2 separate regions of the Mus musculus genome follow, and region 2 is linked to region 1. The links are chromatin loops, found by intact Hi-C in ENCODE. Cell type or tissue: heart. All regions are shown on one strand.

What was found. Peaks named below come from ENCODE experiments on the same cell type or tissue, not always from the same donor. Only the 100,000 strongest peaks of a DNase experiment are listed, where the experiment ranks them.
Region 2: a loop joins it to region 1, with 2.2 times the contacts of the local background. A loop is called at or near these places in 2 of 42 quality-filtered maps.

What each region holds. Positions count from the first base shown.
Region 1 is chr6:125,619,199-125,627,198 of GRCm38, forward strand. It overlaps Vwf (Von Willebrand factor), which reads left to right. Exons shown (of 52, transcript NM_011708.4): 19 at 5,341-5,444; 20 at 7,037-7,175. Among named protein-coding and RNA genes, the nearest start is that of Ano2, 67 kb to the right of the region's middle. In heart, CTCF peaks have their summits at 1,761 and 3,443 (motif pointing right); a DNase peak (open chromatin) is centred at 3,310; H3K27me3 peaks cover 1,035 bases.
Region 2 is chr6:126,549,819-126,557,818 of GRCm38, forward strand. Gm33320 (a long non-coding RNA gene) reads right to left here. Exons shown (of 5, transcript XR_378037.2): 1 at 5,408-8,000; 2 at 4,915-4,977; 3 at 4,003-4,226; 4 at 1,404-1,631; 5 at 1-295. Among named protein-coding and RNA genes, the nearest start is that of Gm33320, 4.8 kb to the right of the region's middle. In heart, a CTCF peak has its summit at 4,188 (motif pointing left); no DNase peak of the experiment used is centred here; H3K27ac peaks cover 387 bases; H3K27me3 peaks cover 1,434 bases.

The sequences.
Region 1 (8,000 bases):
TTGTGTTTGTAAATAACTGAGACTCAGTTTTAGAAACTTCCTGGGTCAGCTCCTCGTCTTGCCACCGGTGGGATGGTGTAAGATCTGTTTTTTTTTACCTTTCCAGTCTGTTGCAGATCAATGCTCTTAAATACAGTGAAAACGGATTCTCTGAGAAAATAAAATAACAGAAAGTAGTGATAGGAGTTGAGAGTATGTCTTAGTTATTGTTTTACTGCTGTGATAAAACATCATGGCCAACACAAGCTGAGGAAGATGAGAGTATATATGAGACTACACTTCCAGAGTTAGAGTCTATGGCCATCCTGGGGAGCATGGCAGCAGGCAGGCAGGCAGGCAGGCAGGCAGGCGGCAGGCAGGCAGGCAGGCAGGCAGGCAGGCAGGCAGGCAGGCAGGCAGCAGGCAGGCAGGCAGGCAGGCAGGCAGGCAGCATGAAGGTAGGCAGACAGGCAGCAGGCAGACAGGCAGCAGGCAGGCAGGCAGGCAGCAGGCAGGCAGGCAGGCAGCAGGCAGGCAGGCAGGCAGGCAGGCAGGCAGGCAGGCAGGCAGGCAGGCAGGCAGGCAGGCAGGCAGGCAGGCATGGTGCTGGAGCAGTAGCTGAGAGCTCACATCCCTATCTGCAAGGAGGAGGCAGAGAGAAGAGAGAACTGAGAATAGTGTGGGCTTTTGAGACCTCAGAGCCCACCTCCCACAAAGACATCCCTCCTCTGACAAGGGCATGACCTCCAATCCTCCCAACTGATAACTAGCTGTACCAACTGATAACTAGGTATTAAAACGAGAAACCTATGGGGTTTTTTTCTTATTCAAACCGCCATAGGTTATGAGTCAGTGTAAGGTTCTGGCTTCATCTCTAGGACTCTAAAAGGCAAAAAAGACCAACCAACTAACCATCCATCCAACCATCCATCCATCTAACCAACCATCCAACCATCCATCCATTCAACCGTCTGTCCATCCACCCATCCATCCAACCAACTAACGAAAGTATAGGATCCACCCAGTTTTCATCACTTATAACAGATGTGACATTACAGTCTGTTTCTGCATTCTCATTGTCACTGGTCAGCTCTGACACTGGCCTGACCTTGAGTGGCCATTGTCCTCTTCTACAAACCATGTTTCCTCCATGCCTGTCTCCTCTAAGCCTAAAAGCACTTCTTTGAAGATGTTGGAGGAAAGTGGTGAGGCCTTTTCTTTCCCAGTGTCACAGGCCTGCCTCCTGCTGAGCTGAGGCCTTCTGCTCCACTACAGACAGCAGATTATCCCCCCCCCCGCCCCGCCCGCAGCTGCCCCAAGGTCTTCTCGAAGGGGTAGGGGTGGGAGATTTTACAAGTGGCAAGAACCACGGCGGTGGTGATTTGGTGCTTCCAGTCCTAGGTCCCCACACTGAGTCAAGTGGCAAGTCACCTCAGATCTTTGTTTCTTCACCTGTAATATTGGGTTCGAAGGGTATAGAGGGAAGGTTAAAGAGGGGAGTCATAGGCATTCCAGTGGCTTTGTATTGGTGTCATGGTGACCACGGTCACAGTAAGTCCATGCAGATTAACCATGGGTGACTGAAAGGGGGCTTCTCAAGTCTTTCCTGATGGTTTTGAATATTTGTGATGGGCTTCACTTTGTAGTTCGGGCCGGTCTGGAACTTACTGGATAGCCCAGGCTAATACTTTTTCTTCGTTGACAATGCTCCTGAACTTTTTGCCTGGAGCAGCTGCCATTCCTTTAAGTTAGGATATTACCTGATTTCGCCACTAGTCAGCAGCAGAACACAGCCCATGGGCCTGTTTCCCTCACTCCATCCACAGCTTTGGATCCTTGTAGGAGTCCAGGGCAGAGCCAGGATCCTTCAACCTGCCTGGTTCTTAGACCTCAGGCCAGGACACTGGCTTGCAAATACTCAGGCCTCTGAAGAATGTGTCGCATCATCGTCTGGGAGATGATGATTGATCCTTTGAGATCTAGCAGCCACATCTTTCAGACTGGTACCCAGTTTTGCTGACATTAGGGAATGGCCTGTCAGGAACTGAAAGACACAGGAAATTATTCTTAAAAACTAGATCCCAGGTACAAGGTTCCGTCTAGAGTGAGCTTCATTTTTGGACACCAGAGATTTTACGGGGCCTCATGCGTGAGAGGTGAATGCTTTGTTAAGTAAAAAGCATTTATAAGATCCAAGAAAGCCCATCTCTCTCAAAAATACTTATCATAGTCACAATTTGTCACCTAACCAGGTTCACTGAAATATGATGGGAATATGCTCATTTGGTTAATGAACAAGACTTTATAAAAAGCTTACAGCATGACAAATCCCCACAGGAAGAGTCACTCACTCGTTAGTGTGAGTTATCCGATAGGATTGCTTTCCCCTTAAACGACGTGTGGTGGGACTCAGTTACATTGAGCTGTGGCTATGGATGGATTAGAACCACTGAGGACAGGTGACGGCAAACATTTTTGGAGAGTGAGTAGTCTGTTTGGCATTCAAGTACAGTGAGGAATAGAGCAATTTCCAGAGAAGGGTAACGAAGCAGTTTTTTTCTGCCTTGTACTTGTTCTTGAGACGGACTGAGGATGAGGCTCTGAGCTTGGACAAGGCTTACTGGACAATCATGAGCTGATAGCGCTTGGTGGGTATCCCTGCCATGCTTTCTCCAGTCTTCTACAGGCGTCAGCAGCACTGTCGTATTCTCAAAGGACATGCTGGGCAGAGGTGGCTGCCTTCAGGTCAGACTTTCAGCTTCAGTGACTTGCTACATAGCTCAGTTATGGCTGCTTACCTGGCTTGCCCACTTCCTGGCCAATTCCCTTTATCTCTGTGGTTCTCAGTTGCCAGGGATTTCTTTAAGGCTTTCTCTGAGTGTTTTTGACCAGGATCTTGTGTCTATACCATCTCTCTCAAGTCAGGAAGTGTCCACACAGTGCCTGGGAACCTTTTCTTCTCCTTTAAGGCCATGTTTTGCCCACTCACCAGTCCCCACATCAATGCTGTCTTGATAGCGGCCCTTGTTTAACACGGAGCCCCTATCTTGATATTGCAGCCTGCCAGATAGTGATGACACTAAGGCAAATCAGGGCACAGAGGAGAGTGCACCCAGCTAGTGAGAACTCAGAACAGTTGTGGCATCGCTATCCTATTGAAGAGCTGGGATTTGGTGTGGTGTCCATTTGAGGAGAGCTGGGCACATAGACCCACCTAGATGAAATGGGAGCATGGAGATCCTGCAGCATCCATGCAGGGTTCTTGATAGTGGGGTGACTCTTGGAAGGGAGGTCAGCATAGACAGTATGTACACCAGGAGGCCTGGGAACCTGTTGCCACACTTGCCCGCAGGTGAAGGACAGAGAGTGTCCGTCAGAGGTGAGACACCAGGTGAGCAGGGGTAGGGTTCCCTTCTTGTAAATGCAGCCACCCATCTCCACTAACTGTAGCAGTGTGCATATATTTACCACTAGGTGGCAGACTTCAGACTGAAGTCTAAACTGACAAAGCTTGGACTTTTTTTTTTTTTTTTTTTTTTTCTTCTTCAACTTTTTATTGATTCTTTGTGAGCTTCACATCCTGTAACCCACCCATCCTTTATTGTGAGCCTTGGAAGGCTCTTGAAGGGAGATGTTTGCAGCCTCTCCTTGCTCCAACCAACTGGCTGCCTTCTCTGTTGATCTCATAGGCTTCTTGTCTTCTAAGTACTGTGGTAGCAGCAGGCTCAAACACTACCAATGATACAATGGACTGGCTTCTTTCTAGCTCTTTGTACCCATACTGCCCCACCACTTACAGGGCAAGGGACTTGAGGACACCTCCTAAGGCCGAGAGATGTGGTACTAACTGGAGAGAATATTACTCTTTCCACCCCCCAGTGCAGGGGTGTGTGTGTGTGTGTGTGTGTGTGTGTGTGTGTGTGCGTGTGCGAGCACACATATCGTTTTAAACAACGATTCTGCTATGGAAATCCTCTGCATACCTCTAAGCCCAGGATCTAATTTAATTCAAAGGTCTAGGAACTCAGGCTTGCAGGGGATCTTACCAGATCACTGGACTGGGGGATCATGCAGACTAGCTCCCTCTTCTTGCTTGCCAGGTACTACTGGAGAATAGCAGCTGTGGGCCTCCCTAGGCTGTCCCAAAGGACAGGAGAGGGTAACAGGGGAGAGTATATGATCAACGTATATTATACTACTTTCAAGATAAAGTCCCACCAGTGCAGTTATCCAGGGCTGCTTCTTGGTTGAGGTGGCAGTGGATCATGGTGGTGGGGTTAGGGTGGCCTTGGCAACTCTTCTTAAGCCCACCAAGCCAGAAGGTCTTGCTTCCTTCCCTACCCACGTGTCCCTAGCAGACCCAGGAAGTGTAGCAGGCTACAGAGTCTCTTCCCGAGGGGTTGAGGAAGGAGGAAGGAACCTCTGTGGACAGCGTGTCAGAGCATTGAGACTAGAAAAGGTGACCCTGGGAGAAGCGTCACCTGATCCCACATGTCTTGGACATGATTTGAGTGTGGCTTTGCTATGTTTCCTTTCTCTTCAGTCCTTGGAGGAGTCTAGGGTGCTAGATGCTTATTAATTCTTGTCAAACATGACATGCATTTTCTTCAATTATGGATATAACACCCACTTGTCAAAGAACATTTGGGAAAAAAATAAAATTAAAAAGGAAAAAAATGCCCAGTATCCTTTATCCCAGCTCACTACCTGGTTAACATCATCATCATCATCATCAACAACAACAACAACAACAACAATGACGTCTATATTCCATATGCATGAAATTTGGTTCACATGTGTGTACAGTTTACTTCTCCATTTTTGAAAACTAACAGCTTAGCTAGGCATCGCTCACCTCGTTAAGGAGTCCTCTGGAAGATCCGTTAGCACTCCGCAGCAGACCAGCTCCCGGGGAATCCTTAAGAAGGGCATCATTTGCCTGTCTCTGAACACTTGACTCTTGCTTTTTCCCAGTTCACTGGTAAATAATTCTCCTTTAGTTGCCATCCACACTCCCATGCCCTCTGGAGACACTGTCTGTGTGACATGGCTGTGTCTGGTGTATATACTCTCAGGGCTTCTGACATGGGTTTCTGAAGTCTTTGCAAACGTGTCCTAGGTTATGACACCCAGCAGGATAGAGGCAGGCGACAGGGAGACACAATGCAGAAGATGCCCATGTCTGCCGCACCCCGGCCTGCTATTGACTCCTGCCCTGGCTACTTCCTTGCTGAGGTTATCCCTGGCTCAGTGTCTCTCTTCACGCTGGCTCCTGGCAGACTTGAGCGCCAGGACACATTCTCATCGTGGCTTGATATCAGTCTCTGTGGCCCTTGACACACTTGAGTTCTTCTCCTCTAGGTCCGGCACGAAAACAAGTGTGTGGCCTTGGAGCGGTGTCCCTGCTTCCATCAGGGTGCAGAGTACGCCCCGGGAGACACAGTGAAGATTGGCTGCAACACCTGGTGAGCCTCTGGGGTGCCCGCCCAGGGGCCCTCCATCATGCTAGTACCAGGATCTGTGGGACACAGGACTTGACACTTGTCCTCACACCCCATGGGAACCCCAGTGCTCTTTCCCTTGCTCTGCCTCTGTTTCCCCATCTGTGAGATGCTCTTTCCCATTACTGCTCAGTCACACTCTTGCTCCCTACAGATGGGCGACTCTGCTCTGGGAGGATCTTCTTCTACAGAGGCCCTTGCAGTCAGTGACCTGGCTGGGTATGGGGTGGGTTTGGAAAGGTCCTCTCAACTCTCTGTCTCTGTCTCTCTCTCTGTTTCTCTCTTGCCTTCCCTCCCTTCTTCCCTTTGTCCATTCTTTCCTTCTCTCCTCCTCCTCTCTCTCTATTTATTTTTATTAATTGTACAAGGTAATCATTTCATAGACATTTACATACATGCATATATAATGTACTTTGCTCACACATTCTCCAGTGTCATCGTCCCTTGGCCCCCTCCCTACTCCCACAGTTCTTTCCCCTCCCCCGAATACTTCTCCATCTACTTTTGTATCTTCTAAATAAATCTGGACCCTACCTATGAGAGCAGACATGTTAATTGTCTTTCTGAGTCTGGCTTAATTAGCTTGGCATGATGGTCTCCAGGCTCCATCATTTTCTGTGCAGATGATGTGTTCTGTTTTTCCTTAAGGCTGGATCTCAAGGCCCATCTCTTCCCACAGGCTCCGTGTGCTCTGAGAGTGGGCTTGAGGGCACAGGGGTTTGGGAGGCATAGGTTTCCTTCCGCCTTCTCTGACTATCCTTCATGGGCACCCCCTTCCACTCACCCTTTTAATCCTGGGCTATAGACAGTCTTTGAGGCCATGTGCCTAAGGACTGAGCTCACCACCTCTGACGCACGCACGAGTGGGCTTCCCGAGATCAGCTCTGGTTAAGGGCAGTGAGGGGTGGGACATGCGGCTAGCAGATCACTATAGATATAAACACTTAACCGCACACAGAAAACCACTCCTGGCCGACTCGGAGTCTGGTTTTCAGTCTCCGAGTGTTTCTGGTACTTCGTCCTGCAATCTCTGTTGGTCTAAAGGGGTTTTAGCCTCAGTGTGCCTGTGATACAGTGAGCCTGTAGCTAATCTCGGGCACTCTGTAGCTTTTAGGGTGAGGATATACTCTAGCGAGTCCATGGCACATGGCTTAGGGAGGACGCCTGCCTTCTCTTCACCCACTTCACTCCATATCTCTGTATCCTCCTGGGAACTCGAGAGCAGCCTGGCCTTCCTTTCTCCTGCAGACTCTGTGCTTTGAGGCCCATGTGCCTTCCACAGGCTCCAAATGCTTGGCTTCTTGAGGCTACCTACGTGATGACCTGGCATCTTGAACTCAATCTGTAGACCAGGCTGGCCTTGAACTCAGAAATTCACCTGCCTCTGCCTGCCAAGTGCTGGTGTGTGTCACCACGCCCGGCTTTTTATTTATTTTATTATTATTATTATTATTATTATTATTATTATTATTTGGTTTGCCTCCTTGTTTCCTAAGGCCTGATTGAACCCCTGGTGCCTAAGGTACAAACCAGTAACACTTGATTGCTGTCCCTAGTGTCTGCCGGGAGCGGAAGTGGAACTGCACGAACCATGTGTGTGACGCCACTTGCTCTGCCATTGGTATGGCCCACTACCTCACCTTCGATGGACTCAAGTACCTGTTCCCGGGGGAGTGCCAGTATGTTCTGGTGCAGGTGAGACTGGAAATGAAGAGAGGGGGTGTTGTCTGTGTCGGGCAGAGCAGGGGGTGCCGTGGGAGTCTCTGGGTCAGGTTCTATCTATAGAAAGACCTTTAGGGTTTGGTTTTGTCAGAGTAATTTTTTTTTAATTCCCCCAAAGGATGCCCAACGATGTAGGAAGTTTAAGAACAGAATTTCATTTTCTGAGCTGGACTGGTATGGTGCTCCTCAGGCCATTTTGGCACAGGTATAGATTAGAGAAAGATGACTCTCCATTTTGGTGGACATTAAACCAGAGCACATGGGAGCTGATCCTGGATGTCACCCTCCCTGATAGCCCATTGTTAGGAAGTATTCCTGGGCAGGGGGATTGCCTGCATGACCCCTGGAGTGTGCTGCCTGACCTATGGTCCTATTGAAGTTGTCGCCATTTTTATCCTTAACATGGTGAGGCTGGGGCTGCAGGTGCTGCTCAGTCCAGCAGGAAGAACATAGAGCATACTATGGAGCCCCGCCAGCCCCTGTGCCTCCTCAGACCCACCTTGTGGGCTCCTGTGATTTCTTCTGTTGGCCGACACCACATAGTTCACCAAGGAGGACAAGTGCTTTTCTCAGAGTTGAGATACTAGGACAGGCTTGACTGATGTGGCTTCTCTGTCCCCGTTCTCTGGGGGAGGAGGCTGTTTGGGATGATCTGAAGGTGGAACTTCAAAATCGGAGAGGGAACTGCAGGACCTGTGTGGCAGGCATTATGGGTAACCAGGGTCACTATGTGCAGACATGTTAGGAGTGGGTGGGACCCTGGGGCATCAGCCAGGCTGGCTTCACATACCCCAGGCC
Region 2 (8,000 bases), 930 kb after region 1:
TAGAAGGGAGGACATTGTTCATCCAACCAACTGCAGTTCCAGGAATCTGCTAAGAGCTATGCTGTCCTCTGCCAGGGTCTCCAGGAGGACAGCTCTGTTAGTATCAGTCCCTGGTTCCACTTTTTATCTCGGCATCTTCCAGGGTCCCTTGGGGATGTCTGCTGGTGGAAGCCGAAGAAAAGGATGCTGAGGCCAAAATACATGAAGAAACGATGGTTGCTTTGGAGTCCATTGGAAAGGGGTACTTGGTGAAGAGATGGCAAAAAGCATGAGTAGTGTTGGCTACAAACTGAATCTAGAACAAAGAAACAGGAGGACAGAGAGCAGGAGCATCAGACATCATCCTAAGAAAGTGGCAACACCCTTCCCTGGGTCCCTTGACTAGACACCATGTCTACAAGCAGAAGAAAGATTTCCCAATGTTCAGAGAAAATGTCAAGACCCAGCCCATGATTCCAGAATCCTCCTGACCCTTCTATGCATCAGCTGTCCCCGTGTGTCACCCAGTTTTGGCATGCTAGCATTGGTGGCAAACCAAGAGACTCCCAGTCCCTGGGAGGGACATCTCATACTGTCATCAATATGTGCCTGTTGATGGTCACACTCAATGTACTCAGGCTTCTATGTTTGATCAGCAGCCAGGGGTCACAGCATGTTTGTGTTTGGGGGTGAGCTGGCTGAAGCATCCATGTTGCAGATGATGAGAATGAGGCCTGGGCACCTGTTAAAAGTTCTCTACCATGCTTGTTCACTATGGTTATCGCAAAGAACAGAAGAGGTAGCTACTGAGACTGACAAGTAAGGAGACCAAGGAAGACCCTGGGATAAGAAAGGCTTGTTCCTGGTCAGGTATCAGGACACAGGCATAACCCAAAACATCGCTGGGGGTCAGTTCAGGCTCCTGGAGCTAACAGGTCTTTCTCACCTGCCCAAGCAAGGAAGAATAATGCTTCCCCTATATACAGAACCAGGCTGCCATTCCACAGTATAAGTTCTAAAGATGTACCCAAAGAGAAGTGGGTAACAGCCTCCTTACAGCTGGGCATACCCTTGCAAAGCTGTGGATAGAAACTCTACTAAGGTTCTATCTGAGATCTGGCATGAGCCATCTAAGGTCCTGATGGAGGGATTGGGAAGCAGGATGCTCTGTGAGTGCATAATAACTCTTTCTCACTCTCTGGGCTGTTGACTGAGCTCCTGGAAAGCCACTTTCCCAGCCTCTGGGAGAGATAACCAGGATGCTCCCAGGAACAACAAAGGCCTAGCCTTATAACCTCAGGGAAGGGTCATCTCAGAGACATGATATGCTGGCACAGAGACACTCATCTCCTAAGCTGTCATTTTGTCCAGCAAAGAAAAACCCTGCTTTACCAGGCCCTGAACCTCCGAGGGACGACACTTACCTTCCCAGCCAGAACACGTGGGACACCAGCCCACCAATGAAAGAACATGATGCTGTAGCAGTAGATACACTGGAAGTGGAGCTGATATAGGTTCTTACAGAAGGAAGACCTGGAGAGGGAGGAGAGAGGGCGTCCATTCTAGGGGCCTTCTTTCTCCAAGCTTGTCTCCTGGAACTTCAGATATCACTTTGGAAAGGGTCCGGTTTACTTGTTTTACTCAAGGAAAAGCTGAAAAGAAAAACGACAGCAACCATGCATCTGTTTAGCACCTACTGTATGCCAAGTACATTATATGAATCTAAAATCATCTAAACAATACACAATAGTTGGCAATTTATGCTCCCATAGCCTCCATCTTACAGATAGGTAAACTGAAGCTCCAGAAGTTTAGATTCTTGCCCAAAGGCACACAACTAACGTGTGGCCAACCTAGGGTTTGAATAGTCTGTTTTCAGAGTCTAGGATCCTTCAGACATGCTATCCTGTCTCCTCCCACAACCTAGGCAACGAGCTGGGTAAAAGGTTCATAAGAAAGAGCCTCTTCTTTCCACACTACCACATGTGAGTTATGATGTGATCTATCCACATGGTCCTGCAGACCCTCTGGGTTCCCCAGCTGGGCTCTCCCCGAAAGTGACATGTAAAGATGGCTTTTCTGTTTGATGATCTTTGTCACACATTGCTATTCAGTATTCCATTTCGATTTACTCTAGAATCTAGTTGCTAATTGGTGGGTGGTACCCACCTCTATGCAAGTGCATGGATGAAGAGTGAGGAGCCTAAGGAGCCAGGTACTGAGACCAAACATCTACATCCAGCTGGAGGAAGATGCCTGCCTTGTATCCCTGGAATGCCACCCAGTCCTGGCTGACAGAACTCCATATAGGAGCAGGTGAAGGATTTTCACTTTGTAAATAACTCAGTGCCATTTGAACGGTCACAGCACTAGCACATGCTCGCCCTCTGCTGGGCATAAAGGAGAAGTGCAGTGACGCTACATCCTACTGGGGACAGGGCTAACCAGGGGAGGTCCGCCTTTCGCTGTTTCTGTGGACTTTCTGCTCGCACAATGTCTACCCATCTGCAGGCAAATGATCATTAGCTTGGAGAAGAAGGAGAGAAGGTCCTGGTGTGATTACAAAGGGACTTCCAAAAACGCTAAGCCGGACCTTTCTCCGTGGGAGGATTGAGTTTGTTGAAAACTCAGATTCTTAGCCACACCTGTCATCCCAGCTACTGTGGAGACTGAGGCAGGAGGACTAAAAATTTAAAGCCTGTTTGAGTGAGTTTAAGAGCATCTTGAGAGAGTTAGTAACTCTGTTTCAAACATAAACAGTAAGAACTGAAGATGTAACTCAGTGGCCAAGTCCGTGTGAGATGCCCTGGGTTCAATCCCCAAGCCTGAAAAATCCTAAAGGAAGGAGAAGGGGAAAATGGAGAAAAATCAAAGCAGATTCTTGGTTGTCATTTGCAGAGCAGAAGCTGAAAGCCTGGGGTTGAGCTGTTTCTGGGTAGCTGTTTTTCTCTCATTAAGACTCTGGCTGGGTCCCATGGCTGTACACCCCTTTCCCACCCAGTGACTTGTCGGGCCTCAGATTGGATTTTCCAATCCAGAGACTTCCACTCTGCTTCCAGGTGAAAGAGAGCCACTAGCAATAATGATGTGACTGTCCCCTAGCTATGACTAAGCTGTGCCAGCCCCAGTGGCAAGGGCCCAAGCATCACCTAGTTGAATTTTCTTTCTAAAACTTCCCTTTAATTGGTAGATACTGTAACTCAGTTTATGCATACAAAATGAGAGCCCCATCCCATTCTCAGAAAAGTCCCATGTCACATGGCATGGAACTTGCAGAGCCGACAACCAAGCTGGCAAAACTCCAAGAGAGCCAGTTCACTGTCCTCTGTCTGAGACTCCAGGATAATCAACTTTTTCCATTTCGCTTCTGGAACATACTTTTCTCCCAGCTTCCGGACATGTTCTCAGCTTCAGTCCCAGCCCCAGCTCACTGTAGTTGATTGACTAGTAGAAGGAGCTATGGTCAGCCAGAAGTCAGGTGTCACGACCTTGAAGGACTGGGCTAAAGGTGAGGATCATGTCAGAAAGTCACAGAGCTTTTTGTGACACTATGGGAGTGCTCCACTGGGAGCTAACGGGCTGAGCTGAACTTAAGTTTGCACCTGCATCCTTCCTATCCACAAGGAGCTGGAAGCCTGGCTGGGGATGGAAGATGCTCTCCAACCTTCAAAGCTTGTGCTAAGAGAATGGCAGATATGCCACAGGTCAGAGGCATACTGAAAATGGAGGACTAACCTCAACAAGTAGGAGGAGATGCCGCTTTCTGGTAGAGCAAGAACATGTAGAACCCAAGTATGGCTGAACTTCTGGGATCCAATAGGTGGGTGGTGATTCCTGTCTAGAAGAGCAGGCCACCCGCCAGAACTGAGGGAGAGGGTGTGGTTTAAAAAGAGGCTGGAGGCTGTTTAGGGAGCACGGCTTCTGCCCTTTGTTTCTTTGGTTGACAATGCTGTGTTGAAGGGCTCAACTCTTATCCCTATGAACACTGTTTTGAGCACCAAATCACACGGATAAAACACCTACCTCCAGGGTCATGGAAACCAAGAGGGCTGCTGAGGATTCTGAAGAAGAACCTGGCACGGGCGATGGAGGGTTCACGGAGGATTGGGATGGCCGCAGGAGGAGTGGCTGGCTCTCACAGTAAAATGAAAAGCGCTCTCCAGCACATTTCCGATCCTGTGAGGTATCAGTGCCCCCACGTGGTACCAGATGGTACCAGCCACTCTGCACAGCCCTGTCCGTGAAATCTGGGAGGGAGACAAAAATAAATCATGGAGCAACAGACACACCAGAGCCCCGTGGTGCCTGCTCCACAGGCTCTGGGTTGGGAGGGGCTCAGAGCAGCAGGCAGAAATGGCAGTGGCAGTGGAGTGCTGGGGCCATGGTGAATTCCACATTGGCTGTCTGGCTGCCTGACTCCCCTGCTACTGGTTAAGAGAGTTCACTAAGGTTGGTCACAGGGATGGAATGGCCAAAGATGACAAAGGGTCTCGGGTGTTACAGTGACCCCCTCCAAGGCCTTCTAACCCTTGGTGTAGACACCCATGGTTTGACGTATCCCTTAGATGCCTCAGAAAGGAGAAGAGCTGCATGACCCAGAATATATGTCCTAGAAAGTACACCAGGCCCAGATTGTAGGCAGTAGTGATTGTGCCAGCTCCTGAGGGTCACTTTGGGACTTAAACCACAGGGCCCACTGCTACCTGAGAAGACTGGGAGCAAGGAAGGTTCTTAAGTTCTCTGGGAGAGGCATAAGTACCAGAAGCCAGGAGTATCCTTGAGTCTAGAGAAGCAAAGAGGGGCAATGGCAGTCAGGGGAGCGGCCCACCCATCCCAGACGCTCCTTAGCCAGCTCCAAAGCTCACTCAGTCCTGCCTCTCATCCTCAGAATGTCAGGTTGGCTGAGAACTAATGAGGGTTTCCATGATCTCCTACCTCTGTTTTCTGAGAGCCCGACCTGTGGATTCCATCGCTCTCCAGCATATGCCAAGGGCGCACCTGTAAGTAGAAATAAGATTTGCATCTTGTCTAAGTCCTTGCTGCCTGCAAGTCCTGCCTCCCTCTGTGGATCTATGAACCTGAGACCCCCATTCCATCTCCCCGGCTGGCCCCTGGGACCATAGACACCTGCCACTTGCTTTCGGACACCTGACACCCACCCCTGTGGTGCATGCTATTGGCCACATGGGTCCTTGGGCTCACACCTTAATTTCTGTTTGGTATTTCCAGCCTCTAGCAGTGGCTTAGAGATGACAGGGTTCAAGGGACAGAAATATCAAGCAGGGGTTGGAGGACAGGGAAAGACAGGTATGAAGACACCCCCTCTTCCACTCCTCTCTTGTCTCAGACTGTAAGGCCAGGTCTGACTGAGTATCCCTGGCTTCTTCAGCTCCCACCGAGCCCTGGGGTCCTCCATTGCTTTACTTACTCAGTCTTGGGGATGCTCTTGGCTCCTCAGTGAGTGCCACCAGGATTGCTGCTCCAGCTGTGCAGGCTGACAGGAGTCTGATGGAGCATCCTCTGGGCTGACTCAGGCAGGACCTTGCCCTACCCGCCCTGCCCAGAAACTCTCTGATCCTGTGCTCTGGTCTGCTGGTGAGCCCTAGCCCTTTTGATCCTTCTCACACCACATGTGTTCTCATGCACACCACACACAGACACAGACACAGACACACACACACACACACACACACACACACACACACACACTCCCCAATGCCATCTGTGTCCACTCTGAATGCCCTGCTTTTCTTACAGTCAAAGAGAATAAGAGACCCCACAGCAACGAAGGACAGGGGTCAGAAGGAATGCAGAGAGGACAGCACCACGTGGAAGTGAATGGTCTTCTCTTGTTGTCCCACCACCGACTGTTTCACAATGTCCTGTCTTAGCAAAAGTGCCCTTACCATGTCAACAGGAACTCAATACTGACCTGGGCTACATGAAAAGGTCTTGTCTCAAAATCAAAGATGGATAGATAGATAGATAGATAGATAGATAGATAGATAGATAGATAGATAGATAGATAGATAGAGAGATAGATAGATAGTCAGTCAATCAAAACAATAGCTAGATACAGAGTGCATGGGGCCTTGCCAGCACCCTGGGCCCTCCCGGTCCCAGCCTAGGCACCTTCTCCATGTCCTAGGCACTCCTCCCTGTCCCAGCCTAGGCAGCTCCTCCCTGTCCCAGACTTGAGTCTCTTCTCCCCCACTCCCCCTCTCTCACAGAGGTGAAGGATTAGGGATCCCCTTCTCAGCCTGTTGAATCCTCATCTCCCCTCTAGCTCTCCATGTACCAACAATCTGAAGAGAAGCTGCAGTCACTAAAAACTACAGATCAAATCTCCCTAGCACCTACCTCACCCTGCACCTAAAAAGCCGAGATTAAAATGGATGCCCATCCAAACAGCTCTCCTGGGTTCAATCCACCCTCTTTGTTTTACAAGACAAGGGGAAAATATTCCAGTTTAGAAACCAACCTACTGGATTGAGTCATCCAGCCTATGGACACCTGTGCCTGGCTCCCAGCAAGCCCAGGACATCTCCTCCCACCAGGCTCCTTAGGAAATAGTGCCTCGGTTTCTCCTTCTGACAGACTGTGCTCTGTGGCGCTGTAAAGACTCAGCAGATAGGAAACTCTCCAGCTTCCGCACCTGGCACCAAGGCATGAAGAGACCTGAAGACATGGAGAAGACTGTGGCTGCCTAGAACCATGGCAGCCTGCACACACTGGGCTGTGCACACACATGGATACACACCATATTTGAACTCACCCCTTTGCTCCGTCCTGTCCGTGACATTGTCAAGAAAGAGCCTTAGCTGGCCTCCAATCAGAAGACAAGTCCTTGCAACCCTCCCTGTCTTAACATGTGCCACTCTTTACCCAAAAGAATCATTTTTAGATCATTCAAATAATGTTTCTAGCTGGCCCTTGCTCTTCTAGAACCTCCATAGCCAAGACCTGTGCACTGTTCTGCATCAGTCTGATCCTCTCATTTCCTGGTGCTCACTTCCCATTTCTATGTGTCTAAGAGGCTCTTGCTTTCACCCTTACATCTTGATCCAGGTTAACCTAAGTCCCTTCCTCATCCAACACAAAGACTCCCTGCTGTTCTTTCCCCCATCCAACCCGTGACAAACATTGTCAATACCTCCTAAAGCCTGATCATAGAGCAGGCTGCAAATGCCCTGGGGTATATATGTCCACTAGATACATTGAACATCCACATGTAAACATCTTGAGACTAAATCCTGGAGATGAAGTTATTGAAAGGCAAAAGTCTTCCAGCTGAGGACTGGGCACCCTCTGTTGCCAGCTCCCACCTTGTGTCTTTATACTACCAACCCCTACAATTGTCATGTGAGTCTTGAGAAACCTCCATGTGGGACCTGAAACCCTGAGATGCCCCTTTGCTCCAAAGTAAAATCGATTGTATTAAGAGAATGTCTGCTGGAAGAAGGTGCTCTTTGACTGCCCCCACTAAGTGCTCCCAGAGGCTTATAGATCATCCACATTGTGGAGGGGTGTGTCTACTGGCATCCCAGACTGAGAGGGAGGCTTGACCAGACACCACTGAGAGCTCTGTCTACCCTAGACAGTCGAGACAAGGATGCTTTACCCCCAACCTTGCTTAGCCACTCTGAACAACATTGCAGCCTGTAGGGAGATTCTGGATTACCTGACTCACAGCTGAGGGAGTCAGGCCAGCCCTGAGGTGGAGAACTAGAAATTGTATGAGGGAAGTGCAGCACAGAAAGGTTAAGCAACTTGCTCAACATCATACAGCTTGTAAGTGGCAGGGCTGAGATTGAGGTCCAGGCCATCTGCAGGTCAGAGCCACACAAGTCAGATGCACTGTGCTCCCTGGGTTGGGGGCTGTCCTGAGGGTGGATAATAATCAGCCTTGATGCCCACAAAGAGGGCATCACATCTATCTATTTATCAATCACATTCAAAATAGTCCTTTTCCTACTGGGTCTAACAATATTCCAGTGCAACTAGCAACAAAAACTTTCCCT